Regions from separate parts of the Homo sapiens genome. Here region 1 is linked to region 2. Evidence: chromatin loops called from intact Hi-C (ENCODE). Cell type or tissue: body of pancreas. All regions are shown on one strand. Links, peaks and the distances in the headings refer to the core of each region. The heading gives the core; the rest is flanking DNA.

Region 1 (9,644 bases), core at 20-8,019, 210 kb before region 2:
GACGCCGCATCATTGCAGCAAAAGCCTGACTCCATACCGCTGAGAAATCACCGTGGCTAATGCAGAAGCTGAAGTAGGGCTGTCTTCCATGTGACTCTGGCAAAAAGTCATATGAGTTATTCAGGTCACATGACAGGCCCCCCAACCCTGATCTGAAGGTGGCCACGTGGTGAGGCAGGCCAAGCAGAGTGCTTTTCCCAGCGTCGGTACCAAGGTGCGTTTCTTTTTCGAAATCACAGCTGTAGGAGGCGGCAGCCTGGGCTCCCTGTTGCGGGGCGGAGTCTGTGGTGGGACATCCGAGACGAAGCCACTTTACTCATTAGGTGTAAACGGCCCAGCGCTGGGGCCTACGGACTTCTCAGGACCTGTACATTTATGAGAGACTTTTGTGGGGAAGGGGATGGTATTGATACCAAAGTGAAATTCCGAGGTCCAACACGTTTGAATCAATATCTACAAAAGATACCATTATACCAACCTCATTAACAGGTATATTTAGCATTCATAGAATGTTGTGTTGGTGAGTAAGTTGTAGGTGCCACAAAAATTCCCAAGTATGCGGGATAACTGCTGAGAAATCATAGCCAGCAGTAGAGGGAGTGACTTGCTGTGGAATGCCTCGGGGAGGAAGGCTTCAGTAGCGGGTAGCACAGACCCCCTTGATGCTGGGTCAAACCAATAGGGAGGTGTTTTTCTCACAAAGCCAGAAGTCTGAAGGGGAGAGATCACTCACGTGTATTTAGCTGGAGATAGCCACTCACTCATTTCTGAACCAAATGCTGGTACAGACAATGAGACTGAGATTTTATTTAACAAAACGCTCTGTGCCCGGTATCATCCTAAGCACTTTACAGTATGAACTCTGTCCTCTTACAGCCCTATGAAATGTCTGTAATTATTATCCGCACACTTTACAGCCGAGGAAACTGTGGCCCAGAGAGGTGAGGTTACTTGCTCAAGATTGCACAGCATGTAAATACAAAGGCTGGGATTTTAACCCAAGCTGTCTGACTCCAGAGTTGACAGCGGTACACACCACACTCCTGTCTCTCGATGCCATTGGAGGAGGCAGATGCATCCGGGAGCCAGGGGATGGAGCAGCTTCTCCTGAGGGGTGGACTGCTTTGAGCACAGGGAAGATTCCAGAGTGAAACTGGAATTCCTTTAGGAAGAACAGGAACGGATGCTGAGCAGGTCCCAGTGCTGCCCCTCCTCTCTCCACTCCTCCCTCCTCCCCTTGTGCTCTTACTCCTCTCCCTTTGCCACCTCCCTGGGGAGGTGCTTGCATAAACTGGGAAACTTAAAATCCAATAACTGCTCCTCTCCCACCTGCGACCCTCATCATCCGGTCTGCCCTTGACCTTCGCTTTCCACTTCTCAGACTTCCATTTGCATAATAAAATGACTTTTGCAATGTCAGCCATAAATAGATTATGAGAAGAAAATCTTTTGTTTAAACAGAAATTCGAATTTTCTGAAAGGTGGTGAATAAACACTCTGGAATACATTAGAGATCAGGAAATCTTGTTTGCTTAAAATCATGCTTCAATTTCTTTATATAAGCAGAAAATACTAGCTCTAACATCCTTGCCAGAAGCTTCTTTGTGTCAGAGTATTGGTCTCACTATTCCTATTTGAGTAGCTCAGAAGGTACTAAAAATCCCTGGCTAAGTGAGTGGATGCCTCTATAACAGAACCAGGTGAAACAAGGCTTGTTCAGGGGTGCTGTGCCTCTTCTTTCTGCTGCATTGCCCCAATTCCTTCCCAGAAAAGCATTTTTGAAGATGAGAATGAATTATAAATTGCCTTTACCAATGAGAAGAAATACCCATGGCCTGGATCCAGAAGGACTGAGCCCTGGGATTGGAAGAGCCCCCGGTGATTGCTTAGTTTTTGCTGCCATCTATGCAGAAGGTTCTTTTCAGCATTTCTCACCAGTGGCTCCAGTGTTTGCCTAATCCACAGGCCAAGGAGGGTCTTCAGGAGGCTTGAGTGGGCATCACAGAAGCCACCACACCCAGTCTAAGTAAAACAGGGGCATTTCCATGAAGGGACAGGCAGGTCTCATGGAAGCAAAGCAGTGTCCCAGTTGCCTATGCTTTGTAACACACCACCCAAAACTAGGCAGCATAAACGACCCTTTATCCCTCCAATGGGAGTGAGGACTCAACTCTTGAGGTAAGGCTGGGATACCAGACCAGCTAGACAGGGACTGGGTGGAAGCACCTTTTTATAAGACACACCTACCAGTGTTCCATGTCAGTTGACCATAGCCGTGGCAACACCCCGAAGTTACTGCCCCTTTCCGTGGCAACAACCTGATGACCTGGAAGTTACTACCCTTTACTTTAAGATTTCTGCATAATCCTCCCTTTAATTTGCATGTAATTAAAAGTGGGTGTTTTAGTCCATTTTCATGCTGCTGATAAAGACATACCTGAGAATGGGCAATTTATAAGAGAAAGAGGTTTAATTGCACTTATAGTTCCCTGTGGCTGGGGAAGCCTCACGATCATGGTGGAAGGCAAGGAGGAGCAAGTCACATCTTACGTGGATGGCAGCAGGCAAAGAGAGCTTGTGCAGGGAAACTCCCACTTAAAATAACCATAAGATCTAGTGAGTCTTACTGTCATGAGAACAACGTGGGAAAAACCTTCCCCCATGTTTCAATTACCTCCCAGTGAGTCCCTCCCACAACATATGGGAATTCAAGATGAGATTTGGGTGGGGACACAGCCAAACCATATCACTGGGTATCAATATGACTGCAGACCTCAGACTGAGTCCCTGAGCTGCTACTCTTAGCATACTGCCTATAGGGTAGCCCTGTTCTGGAGGACCAGCCACAGAGCTGTAATACTGCTGCCTCAATAAAGCTGTTTTCTTCCACCACGAGCTCGCTCTTAAATTCTTTCCTGAGTGGAGCCAAGGAACCCTCCCAGGCTAAGCCCCAGTTTGGGACTGCCTGCCCTGCATCAGGAGATTTGTGTAGGGCAAAGCAGGAAGTGCATGCCCCCACTCCAAGGGACAAAGTGCGTGTCCCTGCTCCAGGGCTGGAAGGCTGCAGGCCCTGCCTCTCACTTGGCTGGTAGGTGATGCTAGAGGTTGGCTGGGACCTCAGCTGGGACTATCAATGGGATTGCTACACGCAGCTGCTGCCTACTGCCCAGGCCATCATGAGAAAATGTCTTGCAGGCCTCTGACTACAGGCAGGGTGACAGCCCCACAGCCCCAGCTGCTGAATCCTGAAATCCATTGCCACATTTGCAGCAAGGCCATGCTTGCCATAAGCTGCTCCCAGCCAGGGACTGGGCATGACAGAAACATTGAGCCAGGCCCCTTCCTGGGGGATGCAGGACTCCTCTGCTGGGGGACCCTGACTCATAGACTCCCTGACAGCTCTGCCCGAGCTTCCTGAAAACCACACTGTGAAAGGAGCATAATTCCCTTCTGCTTAGATGTGGGCTGCATGCAGTGACTTCCTTCCAAAGAGGGGACAAAAAGTCACTTTATTTATTTTTGAGACAGGGTCTTGCCCCATCACCCAGACTGGAGTGCAATGGCATGATCATGCCTCTCTGTAGCCTCACCTCCCAGGCCCAAGTGATCCTCCTGCCTCACCCTCCTGAGTAGCTAGGACTGCAGATGCACACCACCAAGCCTGGTGTGCATAATTTTTATATTCGTAGAGTCAGGGTCTCACTATGTTGCCCAGACTAGTCTCCAACTACTGGCCTCAAGCAGTCCTCCTGCTTTAGCCTCCAAATGTGCTGAGATTACAGGTGTGAGTCACCGCTTGGGGCCTAAAAGGGTAACTTTAAAGTGGAATAACATGGCAAACATGACCCTGGCCAGGTGACCAAGGACAACATCAGCAATGACATTCCATTCATTGGAGGCACCCTTGATATAATGTGATAAGAAGGACATTTTACCTCTGTAAAGTCTTTGACCCCAAAACTCACAACCCCAGTCTTATGAGGAAAATCATCAAACAAAGCCCAACAAAGAACATTCTACAAAATACCCAACCAGTATGCCTCAAAACTACCAAGGTCATCAAAAACAAGGAAAGTCTGAGAAACTGTGGTAAGGTGGTATTGTTTGGGTCTGTGACCCCACCCAAATGTCATCTCAAACTGTGATCCCCACGTGTCAAGGGGGGAACCTGGTGGGAGGTGATTGGATCATGGGGGCAGTTTCCCCCGTGCTGTTCTCGTTATAGTGAGGGAGTTCTCAGGAGATCTGATGGTTTAAAGGTGGCAGTTTCCCCCGGGCTTTCTCTGTCTCTCCTGCTGCCATTTGAAGAAGGTACTTGTTTCCCCTTTGGCCATGGTTGTAAGTTTCCTGAGGCCTCCCCAGCCATGAGGAACTGTCAGTTAAACCTCTTACCTTTATAAATTACCCAGTCTCAGGCATTTCTTTATAGCAGTGGGAAAATGGACTAATACATAAGGGGTATGAGAAAATATAGGGTGTTTTGAAAACCTATAAAAGGGAAGATTCCCATGTCTCAGAAGAAGGGAGCATAGGAAGATTTTACCAAGGAGCTGAAAAAGTTGTCTGAACAAAGAAAGTGGAAATAAGACTGAAGCAAAGTGGCTATTATTATTATCATTATTTTAACACTTGCTATAGTCTAGGGAACAAAGTGATCACTTTGTGTGCAGGCTCTTAGAACAACCACTTTCAGAGCTTCCAGCAACTCAGAGAAGACCTCTGTGCTGGAGGCCAGACATGGGGAGGAGGCCTTAAGGAAAAGCTAGAGCACTTTGACAGACGACAAAAGACCTTATTAAGATTCTTCTTTTAAAAGACTCAAGAAGCCATTGAGAGGTTTTTAAGCGGAGACATAACATAGTAAGATTTGTGGGTTTATAACCCCTCTGTAATTCATTTGCTTGTTCCAAACCAGCCACTGCAAGGAAAATGGGGCTGCCCTAACTGGCTTAGAGTAATCAAAATCTATCCCTGGGTTGGAAAAGTGGTCACTTTCCCTTGAGTCTTTGGGTGTTCTTATCAAGTAGGATTTGGGTGTTGGTTGCCGGACAGGCACCAAACCATGTCCACCCCAGAGGTAGAGGGGATTCCCAAAGACCCATGGGAAGCCTCTGCAGGGCTCCAGGCGTGACATCACTGAGGTGCCTTGGACAGGCAGTAGACTTTGGGAGGACCGGATTAACTAATGTGCATTCAAGAGGTAGAATCAATAGTTTTTGTTTGTTTGTTTGTCGTTTTCTAGTTTTTGTTTTTGCTTTTTGTTTTTTGCTTTTTGTTTTTTTTTGATGGATTGGCTAGCTTGGTGCAAGAAATCAAGTTTTTATATGATTATACTACATGGTTGTTTTCCTAAATTCAATTTCTTAGTAATCACATCCCAAAACCACCACAGGAAATACCGTTCTACTATAAATGTGAGTCTTCAAAGAGGGGTGTCAGCATTCCCTGTTAGTAACATAATATGAAATTCCATAAGAAGAAGGACCTAATAATTTACCGAGGATATTTTCTATCCCCTCCCATGACTTCACCCAATGTTCCAGTTCTGAGCACTTAGAAACATTTCGGCCCAATTTGGAGTAATTTTTAATGGGAAAAAAACAAAAAGACATTGTATTCATCAATTTTAGGTGTAATAAAATGATGCCACTTAAGACTTCAATGTGATTAAATTTAAAATACAAATGTCTAGGTATAAAGTAAAACATAATGGCTTTTATTTAACCAGCTCCAGTCAAAAGCCCAGTTCAGATTTCCTGTGGTTTCTCATCTGCGTTTCCTGCTGAGTCATTCTTTCCATAAACAACTTCTGAAATGATAAAGCATACATTTATCAACATGGATATTGCCATCTTTTCTTGTAGAGAACATTATCATGTTTATTCCACCCAGAAGGAAAGGGGGCATGCCTATTTGTATTATTACCCCCAAAATAACTCTGTAATGAATAAGCCCTCGGCAAATCATGGATCCGCTGTTCATCTATGCTCTTATTCTGATAGGAGCCTCGTACGTTCTTTGAAATTGCTCTGAGCTGCTACTTTGATATCCTTTGGAGCCATACATTTTGCTATGTACCTTAAACTTCATTTGGAGGCAATTTAACCCTCAGTATATCCACAAACTTAAACTGGGCAATTTCCTGAAGCAAAATATTCCTGCAATATGCGTGGTGTCTCATAAATGTGTCCACTTGAAAACTGGTAAGGACTGCTCTGGAAATTAGGACAGTTCAAATTCAGACTAACTCAATAGCGATAAAATGGGTCTTTTGTTGTTGTTTTTGTTGTTGTGTTGTTGGTTTGTGGGGAATTTTTTTTTTTTTTTTTTTTGCCCTTTGGATTGTTAAAAATTTAATGATGGGCAAAGGGATGGGTACTCTCATAATATGCTGATAAGATGCAAATTAGTTCAGCCTTATTGGAAGGTGTCATAGCAATAGCTACTAAAATGTTTAGAATGCACATATCATTTGTTGCAATAATTTTGCCTCTAGATTATAGAAATACTTCATGTGCCAAGAAGCAATAACTGAGGTGCCCCTGGTTGCAGTGGTTGCAATAGGATAAAATTATAAACAACCTAAAATCCATTGAGATTTAAATGAGCAGTAGCATATATCCATTCAAAAAGAAAGAGCTAGACCTATCTGATGATTATTAAGATATGCTGTTGAGAGAAAAATGTGGTAAAAAGTGAATCAACCTCAAACCCATGTTAGAGAATACTCTCCTAGGTAATTATCTATTGGGGCGTATATTTAGGTAGGTGCTTGGAAAAGGGTCTGGAACTGCAGAATCTCTTGGGTGCTCAGTAATTGAATGAATACATGGTTGAACCAATATATGTTGTTAATAATTTTTCCCATTTGTTATCTGCCTATCTAATTTCATTCATGGAGTTTTAAGCAATAAACTTTATTTTCAAAATCTCTGAGTAATTGTCTTAGGATGGGGTGAATGTCCTTTTTTGTTGTCCAACTTGGCAGCTTTCTTTTCTTGCTCTTGATTTCACTCGACTGTAGCCAGCGGCAATTCTCAAACGAAATCTTACATTTCCGTGATTTTCCCCATGGCACCCTTTTTCTTCTCCCCACCCTTCCCCTTTTCCCTTGATAGCTTTTTTATCCCTCAAGGGAGAGTCTGGACATCGTTTCCGTGGAGAAGAGCCCCTAACAATCCTGGAATAAGGCAGGTCGCCTGTGGCTCATACTATGATGTTATAAGGTTGTTGTGAGGATGAAATATCTTAATGCTTATAAATGATTTAGAACAGTGCCTGGCACATTGTATTGTGGGTGCTCTGCAAGTATGAACTGTCATTACTGACTGTTGTTACTAGACTGCAAGCTACATGAGGGTAGGAACCCCATCCATCTCATTTGCTACGGTGAAATGCAAAACATGGCCACATTGCTCCAGATTCCTCTCATCCTTATATACACGTCCCTCTGCATTGTGATTTTGCCACTTTTCCCATCCGAAGGTGGAGTCCTAGTTCCTGCCATCTAAGGGAGCTAGTCTAAGCTAACTCCCACCTGGTGGAGAACTGAGGCACGCCACCAATACCCAGGACCAAGAGACTCATATACTAGTGAGTTATATTAAAACTTCCAGCCCAGTTGACCCTCTGGCCGGATACATCCAGGTGAGCAAGCCTAGATGAGGCCAGCAGAAGAATTATCCAGCCAACCCACAGAATCATGAGTAAAGCAATATCATTGCCATTTCACACTAAGTTTAAATACTAAGTATTGGGGTGGCTTGTTAGCCAGCACAGAATAACCAATAAATTTACCATTGTATCCTCTAGGATGGAGGATACAGGGCTGGTGCTAGTAGATGCTCAATGAATATTTGTTGAATAAATGAATAAGTGCATGATGCAGTGGGGGAGAGGGAGAAAGAAAAGAAGGAAGGAAAAGGAAAGAAAAGGAGGGAAGAGAGAGAGGGAGGGAAGAGAGAGAGGAGGGGAAGAAAAGAGAAAGGGAAAAAGGAAGGAAGGAGGGAGGAAGGGGAGGGAGGGAGGAAGGTAAGAAAGAAGAAAGGAAGGGAGAGAGGGAGAAAGAAAGGAAAAAAAGGAGAGAAGGAGGAAGAAAGAGATGCAACTGTCTTATTCCGTTGGAAAGATTAATGCCGCAGAGTAGGAGGATCGAGTTACAACAACCGTGATCTCTTTTTTTGCTGATTTCATAGACTGTGTACTTAGAAAGGGAAATGTGATCAGCCATAATCGTCTAATCGCATTGGAACTACTTGGGGTGTCTTTTCTATGGAGAGTAAAAGAATGTCCAGATTTCAGATCCAGGTCCCCTGACTGCTTTAAAAACTAAAATGTCCATTAATACATTTCAGGAAACTACACTTGTATTGGTTGTCTTAGTTATTAGTAAGGTTGATATTTCTCCTTCCCTCAAACACAGATGAAAAATGCCATTTGGGAACACTGACAATAATTTGAACTCTATGGAATTCTTTAGTTTATCTTTATCATGTATAACCGAAATCTTGGCCAGGCATGGTGGCTCACGCCTGTAATTCCAGCTCTTTGGGAGGCCGAGGCGGGCAGATCACCTGAGGTCGGGAGTTCGAGACCAGCCTGACCAACATGGAGAAACCCCATCTCTACTAAAAATACAAAATTAGCTGGGTGTGGTGGCACATGTAATCCCAGCTACTCGGGAGGCTGAGGCAGGAAAATCACTTGAACCGGGGAGGAGGAGTTGCGTTGAGCCGAGATCACGTCATTGCAGTCCCGCCTGAGCAACAAAAGCAAAACTCCATCTCAAAAAAATAAATAAATAAAATAACAGAAATCTTAATTTTCCATTTGTATTAAGTTCTTCTTATTCTTAGGCAGAACTAGAAGGCACAGAATCTTCAAAGCCGATGGATTGTGTTCATGTCTTCTTAGATTTCAGCTTTAAAACAGAGTTGAGAAGACAAAACAGATTAGTTAATTCAAGTGTCACAATTGTAATTATCTAATTTGCTTTACTCCCAGATTTTCAATATTTTAAATTCAGCCAATAGTTAAGTTTTGAGGATTTATATGGCATAACATTTGTTAACCAACTGCCATAAAACCAAGTTTTTTAAAAAATGATTTCCTGGGGCTGATAGGGAGAGGAATATGAAGAAAAAATAAATGGGGCACTTTTTTTTCATTGTTCATGCCAGAGAGTCAACAAATACCATCCGAAGTTAAAACATGGAGTTTAAGAAAAAGGTAATGACTTCAGCCTCTATGATTTTTCTAAACATTTTTCTTAACTTTAAAGGAACAGAGGACTCATTTCTCTTGAGTGTGTGTGTGTGCTCCTGTGTCCTTTGTGTGTGTGTCTGTGTGTGTGTGTGTGTGTGTTTCTGTGTGGGTGTCTGTGTTTGTGTTTATCCAAAGGTCAGCAATTTCTTTAGTTTAACTTCAGATTCTTCTACTGTCAAATCTAAGTAAAATCAAATGTTTTCTCTTTAAAAGTAGCATCTACAGTAAAATTCCCCGTTTTCAACTAATGTCTTTTTATTTGTCTTTTTATCCATGTAGCAGAGACCAAAGACTGATAATAATGGCTATTTCTGGGAAGCAGATTGCGAGTGTCTTTCCATTAGCATTATTATTCTTTGCACTTTTATACATTGTTCAAT
Region 2 (8,900 bases), core at 1-8,000:
CAGGGAAGGAGGGGGCTGCGGGTGACACCGCAGGCAGGGCCCGTGCAGTACCCAGGCTGGGAGAGGGCGGGGACCACACGCAGTATTCACACAGCTCTCCGAGGCCTGCCAAAGAGGCCAAGTCATTCCCGCTTCCCCCCAAATCCAGCCTCCTGAGAAAGGAGATAAAGGGCCCTTCAGCAGCGGCTGGGGGCTTTGCAGTCCTTAATCTCCGCTCGGGGGCTGGGGGGACACTTCCCTGTCCCTGCCGGTGGGTCCCTCATTAGCGGCCCATTAACGTGCATGACTTAGAAATTGGCCATTGGGCTGTGAAATTCCAGGCAATGGGGAAAACCTCTTAATTCGGAGGGGCTTTGATATCCACTCTCTGCCGGCATCACAGGGCTGCGTGACCTTTCCCGAGCTGTGGAGGGGCGCCCTACTGGGCTGCATCTGCAGCCGGTGGGCGGGCGGGCAGGCGGGTGGGCGGCCACCCTCTGCTTAGTCGGCCCAGCCCACCCAGACCTGACACTGGCTCCAGTGCAGCAGGAGCACGAGGAGGCCACACGGAGGTGCCCGTGTGGATGCTGTCGGCCGTGGCCCACGCTGCACACGGCACCCTGCACAAGAGCGCCCAGCCTGGGGTGGCCTCTCCCCCGCTGTGCTGCGGGGACCCACCTCACCAAGGGAGCTCTTGAGGACCCCAGAGTCCGTGTCAGGTGACAGGCCTAGGAACTTTCACAACAAAGTGGCCTCTGATCGTTTCCCAGACCTTTCTGCTCATGTCCGTTAGAAAATTCTGGAGAGGCCCGGTGGCTCACACAGAGGCAGGTGGATCACCTGAGATCAGGAGTTGGAGGTCAGCCTGGCCAACATGGCAAAACTCCTGTCTCTACTAAAACTACAAATATTAGCTGGGCGTGGTGGCAGGCATCTGTGATCCCAGCTACTCAGGAGGCTGAAGCAGGAGAATCACCTGAACCCGGGAGGTGGAGGTTGCAGTGAGCCGAGATCGTGCCATTGAACTCTAGCCTGGGTGACAAGAGCGAAACTCCATCTCAAACAACAACAACCACCACCCCAGAAAACTCCAGAGAACAAATGACGGCAGGCCTCAGGAGCTAGCCGGCTGCAGCACACAGTATCGTCACCCTGGCTCTGGGGTCTCAGGCCTGAGCCTCACTCGAGTCACCTGTGAAATGGGAGGACACAGGCGCCTGCTCTCTGGGGCTGTCAGGAGGGGCCCGTGGATGGTGTGCACAGCACAGGAGTGGCACGTGGCAGCTGCTGAGGTTGGAACAGAAGTGTGTGCCATATTCCATTATCCAAATTTCCGTTTTCACTTGGGTCCAAATCGGAGCTTCTAGAACAGTATCCTGAACCTTAGCTACACGAGAACCGCCTCGGGCCTTCCTACACTACCGATGCCAGGCCCACCCGCAAAACTGCACATTCAACTGGCCTGGGACGGCACTAGGCGTCAGAATTTTTTTTTTTTTTTTTTTTTTTTTTTTTTTTTCCGAGACAAGAGTCTCACTCTGTTGCCCAGGCTGGAGTGCAGTGGCACGATCTCGGCTCACCGCAGCCTCTGCCTCCCGGCTTCAAGCCATTCTCCTGCCTCAGCCTCCCAAGTAGCTGGGATTACAGACGTGCACCACCACGCCCAGCTAATTTCTGTATTTTTAGTAGAGATGTGGTTTCACCATGTTGGCCAGGCTGGTCTCCAACTCCAGACCTCAGGTGATCTGCCCGCCTCGGCCTCCCAAAGTGCTGGGATTATGGGCAGTCAGAATTTCTACGAAGCTCCCCCAGGAGGGTCTACCGTGCTGTGAGAGTAGAGCACCCAGTTCTTAGGGCCTCCCGCTGACCCTGCTGTCCCCGAGACTGAAGCCCCTCCTTTCTCCGAAGCTCTCAGCCCTAGGCCTGGCCCACGAAGGCTGCTTAGTAAGCAGCGCAGCAAGCCCAGTGTGTCGGAGCAGAGCCGGCCTCCAGCTTCTCAGATGGTGGGAGGGGCCCCACCTGCAGAAATTACCAGGGACCAAAAGTCCTCGGATGGGAGACGGATGTCATAGGGATAGAGAAACTGCTTGTGGTCGGTGAAATGATGGCCTCAAAGATGTCCTCATCGGAACCTCCAGGCCTTGTATGTTACCCCACATGGCAAAAGGGGCTTCACAGATGAGATCGGGGACCTTGTGGGGAGGGGACCCTGAGCTATCCAGGTGTGCTCTATATGTAATCAGTGTCCTTCTAACACGGATGCAGGAGGGGCCAGAGGTCAGAGAGGAGACAGTGGTGTGGAGACAGCAGCAGAGGCTAGAAGGGTGTGCGTGGAACACGGAGGAGGGGCCACCGGATGCTGGGAAAGGCAGGGAAATGGGTTCTCACCCAGGGCTTCAGGAAGGAACCAGCCCTGCCAACACCTTGATTTTAGGCCAGTGAGCCTGAACTTGCACTTCCAACCTCTGGAACCGCAATATATGTTTTAAGCCACTAAATTTGTGGTAGTTTGTCCAGGTGGCAATAGGACCCACATACACCAGCATCCTGAATTCCGATCCTTGGGCAGTTCTGAGAGGACAGGCTGGTGGGCTCCCCCTGGGCTCAGCAGCAGAGGCTGGATCCCTCAGGAACACAGCCACAGGGCACAGGCCTTGTCACATCCCGCGGTCCCCGCCTGGGGGCTGCTTCTCCAGAGCTGTAGTCAGAAGACCTGCTCTGGGTAAAGCAGTAAAGGGGTGAACTGTGGGAGGGAAAGGAAGCATCCTTTAGGCTCACTCTCCTCCTGCCACTGTGTCCAATGGAGGAAACACTGGGGGTGCTGCGGGGGGTGGTCAGCAGCCAACACAGGGCTGGGGGCAGAGGGCAGGGAGGAGGACGTGGTGCCAGGGCTGAGCCCACAGGGTCTTCATCCAGGGGGTTCTGACCACTTGGGTTCACACTGACACTGGGAGTCGGAAGGGCACAAGAACCTCTCCCAGGTTCTAAGCCAGGGCTCCCAAGGGGGCCGCCTGTTGACAAGAATCTCCTGTGGAGGGAGCGTGTTAAGAGTTAACATGACATAAAATTCACTTTTTTTAAACTCCATTCTGGGGCTTACCATTTTAAAGTGTGCAATCCAGTGGCTTTAAGTACTCACAATGTTGTGCCAGTATCACCACTATCTAATTCCAGAACATTTTCAACAGCCCCAAAGGAAGATCCCTTCCCCTAGCTCCTGGCAACCACGAATCGACTCCCTGTTTTTGTGAACTTTGTTTACTGTGGAGACTTCATCACACATGACATGGCCTTTTGTGTCTGGCTTCTTTTACTCAGCATGTTCCTGGGGTTCCCCAACTTGGGAGCATGTGTGAGAACTTCGTTTCTTTTTGTGGCCGTGTTCAATGGCATGGAGAGGCCACCTTTGTCCATGTGGCCATCACTGCTAGACCTGTGGGCCGGCCCCGCCTTCTGGCTACTGTGAATAGTGCAGGTGTGAACTTCACAGAGGTTTTTGTTTGAACACCTTGTTTTCAGTTCTCTTGCGTATAGGCTTAGGGACTGCTGGGTCACAGTTCCAGCAGTTGTTTGCTCTTGGGAGCTTTTAAAAGAGATTCCTAGTCCCTTCCCAAGGAACAGATGATCTAGTCAAGCTGGGGTGAGGCCAGGGATCTGTATTTCTAGGACACTCACCTGCAATGCCTTCTTGTTACCAGCAAATGAAACCATTATTCCGTGAGTTAATATCCAATTAAGGCGGTGGTGCCAGCCACTTTTTTAATGAAGAATTTCAATATTTCTCTAGAAATGTCTATCTAACCTGTATATAAAATGGGAGACAACCCTTTTGCATATCCTTGACTCTATATTTTGTGTCCTGTGAAATCAAAATCTATGTCAACCCTCCCATTATTTCCAGTAGGCAGCACCCTCCGCCCGCCGTGGGAGGCAGGCAGCCTGGCGGTGAGGGCTTCAGAGCTCAGGCCCAGGCCAGACCTGGGTTTTCGCCTGAGAAATGGCTCCGAGAGCCCTGGGCGGGATCATGCCCATGAACCATTGGCCTGAGGCACAGAGACGACCGCTCAGCAGGTCCCAGGACCATCGCTGTGGGCCAGGCTCACCTACTGTGCGTGGCTTTCCTGGGAGGTCTCCTTGGAGCCATCATATGTGGGGCACGCTCTGCACGGAACAGACAAGTGTGTGTGCAAAGAAAGATCTAGACTTGAGTGTCCTATACAGGGGAGGGGGCCAAAGGGGGAGTCACTATTTGTATCTCATCTCAAAGGCTCCTGCAATCGGGGCCACTGCCTGAGTCTCTAGAGAGAGCCAGGGCAAAGGATGACATCTGGCCCCTCTCACGGTCCCCAGGCCCCCTGTGAACCCCAGGTGTTATCTGTGGTTGTGGCTGGTTGGTCTTTTTTTTGTTTTTTGTTATTTTTTTGTAGAGACAGAGTCTTGCTTACTTTGGCCAGGCTGGCCTCAAGTGATCCTCCTGCTTCGGCCAGCCAGTCTTGGGATTTCAGGCAGAGCCACTGCCAGCTGGCCTTTTCTGGCTTGTTAAAAAGATGTAGCTGTTCACTAGGACAATGAGAGCCTATGCCAGGGGCAAAAAGGAATCCTTTCGAAGGGGGGTTTGGCCCAGCCCAGGACCACGAGTGGGCCTAGGTGACAGAACGTGGCCTCAACCTCCAGGCACGTGTGTCCCTGTAATGGCTGACACCGGCGCTGGCTGTCAGGCACATGGCTAAGCACATGGCCTGGGTGACACCATGTACCAAACACACAGCAGTCGGTGGAGTGAAGGCCCCTGGCTAGGGCCCACAGCAGGAGTGGCCGGGCTGAACTGGACCCAGGCAGCTTGAGTCTAGGGCCAGGGCCACGACATCCTCTCCAGGACCTCCAAGGCAGACCCCGGAATCCCACGGCTGCCACCCAGCAAAGGGGGCGTCCCTCCAGGGCCTCTTCTGTTGGGTGGCACATCTGAATGCCAGACTCAGCCATCTCAGCAGACCACATGGATCCGGTTCCTCCCGGAGACCTAATCCCCTTTCTACATAAACTCTCCACCAGGGCGTTCTCTCTCCAGGCTCACCCTCACCTGCTCCTTCACTCAATCCTCCCAGACTCTGTCCCAAGGCCCCCCAGCATCTGGGTATCCTCCTGGTGTGTCACTGTCCCTTTAGAGAGAGACAGACAGACATGGGACATCACACAGACACCAGCAGGAGAGAACAAGGGTTAAGTACACAGGTTTTGGGACTGAGGGCAACATGAGTTCAAATTCTGCCTTGGCTACTAGTTGTATGACTGGGCAAGGGGACGAGTGATTCCCGGGCTTCTGTTTCACCTGTGTGATGGGCCCAGTGATGCCCACCTTACAGTGTGTGGGGAATGAAACAAAAACACATGTTGTAACTAGCACAGCGTGCCTGGGCACACAGTTCCTCATGACATCATTCCGGCAACTGGACAGAAAGGGTCCTCGCCTTCTGGTTTGAGGCAAAACCTTTAACATAACCCTGTCCTTTATGGTCCTGACCACCAGACGGTGAGTGGCCTGCACCTGTAGAGACCTGTGAGACGAGAGGCTCCAGAGCCAACAGCATGCAAGGCCCGCATGTGGGTAAGGAGAGCTGCAAGGCCGCATGTGGGTAAGGAGAGCTGCAAGGCCCCATGTGGGTAAGGAGAGCTGCAAGGCCCGCATGTGCGTAAGGACAGCTGCAAGACCCCCATGTGGGTAAGGAGAGCGGCAAGGCCCCATGTGGGTAAGGAGAGCAGCAAGGCCCGCATGTGGGTAAGGAGAGCTGCAAGGCCGCATGTGGGTAAGGAGAGCTGCAAGGCCGCATGTGGGTAAGGAGAGCTGCAAGGCCGCATGTGGGTAAGGAGAGCTGCAAGGCCGCATGTGGGTAAGGAGAGCTGCAAGGCCGGCATGTGGGTAAGGAGAGCTGCAAGGCCGCATGTGGGTAAGGAGAGCTGCAAGGCCCGCATGTGGGTAAGGAGAGCGGCAAGGCCCGCATGTGGGTAAGGAGAGCTGCAAGGCCGCATGTGGGTAAGGAGAGCTACAAGGCCGCATGTGGGTAAGGAGAGCTACAAGGCCCGCATGTGCTTAAGGAGAGCTGCAAGGCCGCATGTGGGTAAGGAGAGCTACAAGGCCGCATATAGGTAAGGAGAGCTGCAAGGCCGCATGTGGGTAAGGAGAGCTGCAAGGCCCACATGTGGGTAAGGAGAGCTGCAAGGCCGCATGTGGGTAAGGAGAGCTGCAAGGCCGCATGTGGGTAAGGAGAGCTGCAAGGCCCGCATGTGGGTAAGGAGAGCTGCAAGGCCGCATGTGGGTAAGGAGAGCTGCAAGGCCCGCATGTGGGTAAGGAGAGCGGCAAGGCCCGCATGTGGGTAAGGAGAGCTACAAGGCCCGCATGTGCGTAAGGAGAGCTGCAAGGCCGCATGTGGGTAAGGAGAGCTGCAAGGCCGCATGTGGGTAAGGAGAGCTGCAAGGCCCGCATGTGGGTAAGGAGAGCTGCAAGGCCGCATGTGAGTAAGGAGAGCTGCAAGGCCGCATGTGGGTAAGGAGAGCTGCAAGGCCCACATGTGGGTAAGGAGAGTGGCAAGGCCCGCATGTGGGTAAGGAGAGCTACAAGGCCCGCATGTGCGTAAGGAGAGCTGCAAGGCCGCATGTGGGTAAGGAGAGCTGCAAGGCCCCATGTGGGTAAGGAGAGCTGCAAGGCCGTATGTGGGTAAGGAGAGCTGCAAGGCCGCATGTGGGTAAGGAGAGCTGCAAGGCCCGCATGTGGGTAAGGAGAGCGGCAAGGCCCGCATGTGCGTAAGGAGAGCTGCAAGGCCGCATGTGGGTAAGGAGAGCTGCAAGGCCGCATGTGGGTAAGGAGAGCTGCAAGGCCCGCATGTGCGTAAGGAGAGCGGCAAGGCCCGCATGTGCGTAAGGAGAGCTGCAAGGCCGCATGTGGGTAAGGAGAGCGGCAAGGCCCCCATGTGCGTAAGGAGAGCTGCAAGGCCGCATGTGGGTAAGGAGAGCTGCAAGGCCCCATGTGGGTAAGGACAGCTGCAAGGCCGTATGTGGGTAAGGAGAGCTGCAAGGCCGCATGTGGGTAAGGAGAGCTGCAAGGCCGCATGTGGGTAAGGAGAGCTGCAAGGCCCCATGTGGGTAAGGAGAGCGGCTCAGAGCCGCAGCCACCTGCTAGGGACAGCAGGGCTCCTGAGTGGCAGATGCTCGCGCCCCCGGGCTGCGTGTGACGCCCTACACCCTTGGGACAGCAACGAATGCCTCAGGGGACCTCAGCAACACATTCGGATTCTCGAAGCAATGTGGGCAGAGTGCAGTGAGAGCTGCAAGATGAGCACGTGACCTGCCGCGGACGAAAAGAACTGCAAGGGACAGTCGGCCCAGTGGCTCCTCCCCTGCGTGGGCCGAGATGTTTTCTGCCCGTGACCTCAGCAGCACCCTTGTCAGTCCCCGCACGGCCTCTGCCCTCCTTCCCAGTCACCCTCGCCTTTGCTGTGTGGGCTGGTGCTCGGCCAGTCAGCATACAACACCCTGTTCAGGTGGGGATCGACGATGAACAGGCTGCCTGGGATCAGGCAATGCTTTTTCCAATATGACCCCTAATGCACAAGCAACCGAAGAAAAAAAAAAAAACAGAAAAAATGGACTTCAAGATGAAAACCTTTTCTATTTCAAAGGATGGCATCAAGAGAGTGAAAGGACAGCCCAAAGAACAAGAGACAATATCTGCAAGTTCCATCGCTGATAAGGGACTCGCCTAAGAACTCCTACAATTCAATAAAAAGACAACCCAATTAAAATATGGACAAAGGCTCTGAACAGACATTTCTCCAAAGAAGACAAACGGGCAACAGACACATGGAAAGACACTCAATGTCGTGAGTCTTCAGGGAGGTGCAAGTGAAAGCTGCAGTGAGACAGTGCTGCACACCCACCAGGATGGCTAGCATTTGTAAGACGGGGAACTGCAGGTACTGACGAGGATGTGGAGAAAGGGGGGCTCTTGCACGCTGCTGGCAGGAATGCAAGATGGTGCAGCGGCTTTAGAAAAAAAGTCTGGCAACTCCTCAAAAACTTAAACACAAAGCGGTATTTCACACATAGGTACACTCCCAACAGAAAAAAAAAAAAAAAACGAAAAAAAAAACTACGTCGCACAAACCCCATACCCAAATACTCAGAGCAGTGCTGTTCACAACAGCCAAAAAGTGGGACCACCACAAACGCCCACCAGCTGAGGAAGACAGAAACACAACTGGTCTAGCCACACCACAGGACACTGCTCAGCCACAAGCAGGAATGAGTCTTGATACCTGCTACAGCGCTGGTCAATGAACCCTGAAAAGACGACACTGAGTGAAAAGAGTTGGACGCCAAGGACCCACTCGTACTGTGCGATCCCATTGAAAGGACATGTCCAGAACAGGCCGATCCACAGAGCAGCCCGGCCGCCAGCAGCCTAGGGGCAGGTGATGAACGCGGGTGACTGCTGGTGGGAGTGGGGTTTTGCTCTAGGGTGATGGAAATGTTCCGGAACCTGCACAGCCTTGTGAATACACCAAAAACCACTGCGCTCTACACTATAAAGTGGAGAATGTTATGTGAATTACGTCTCAGTGAACACAAAATTAGCAGGTTGATTCAGAACCCATTCCAGACCGTCATCAAAGAGAAATGGGACAAGTGGAAAGAGTCCGTTACACAGTATCTTTAAGCTTCAGACGGGTAATACATATTTATTGAAAATTTTCTTCACCGACAATGGTGAAATCAAGACCTCAAATTACAAAACATGGTGGCAGGTGATACTTACAAAAATAAAGCGAAGGTCTATGTTTTACAGATTTGTGCATGTTTCCTTCAAATCTCAGTCTGTACTGTCATTAAAAAGATCATGGAATCTATGTTGTTCCTCATGATGGAA

What was found. Peaks named below come from ENCODE experiments on the same cell type or tissue, not always from the same donor. Only the 100,000 strongest peaks of a DNase experiment are listed, where the experiment ranks them.
Region 1: a loop joins it to region 2, with 2.2 times the contacts of the local background. A loop is called at or near these places in 10 of 110 quality-filtered maps.

The regions. Positions count from the first base shown.
Region 1 is chr16:83,830,366-83,840,009 of GRCh38, forward strand. No RefSeq gene overlaps it. Among named protein-coding and RNA genes, the nearest start is that of HSBP1, 27 kb to the left of the region's middle. In body of pancreas, for the core only: no CTCF peak of the experiment used is centred there; no DNase peak of the experiment used is centred there.
Region 2 is chr16:84,045,078-84,053,977 of GRCh38, forward strand. MBTPS1 (membrane bound transcription factor peptidase, site 1) reads right to left here. Exons shown (of 23, transcript NM_003791.4): 23 at 8,686-8,900. Among named protein-coding and RNA genes, the nearest start is that of SLC38A8, 6.7 kb to the left of the region's middle. RefSeq lists enhancers at 277-1,049, 3,466-4,350. In body of pancreas, for the core only: a CTCF peak has its summit at 3,434; DNase peaks (open chromatin) are centred at 3,434 and 3,924; H3K27ac peaks cover 1,608 bases.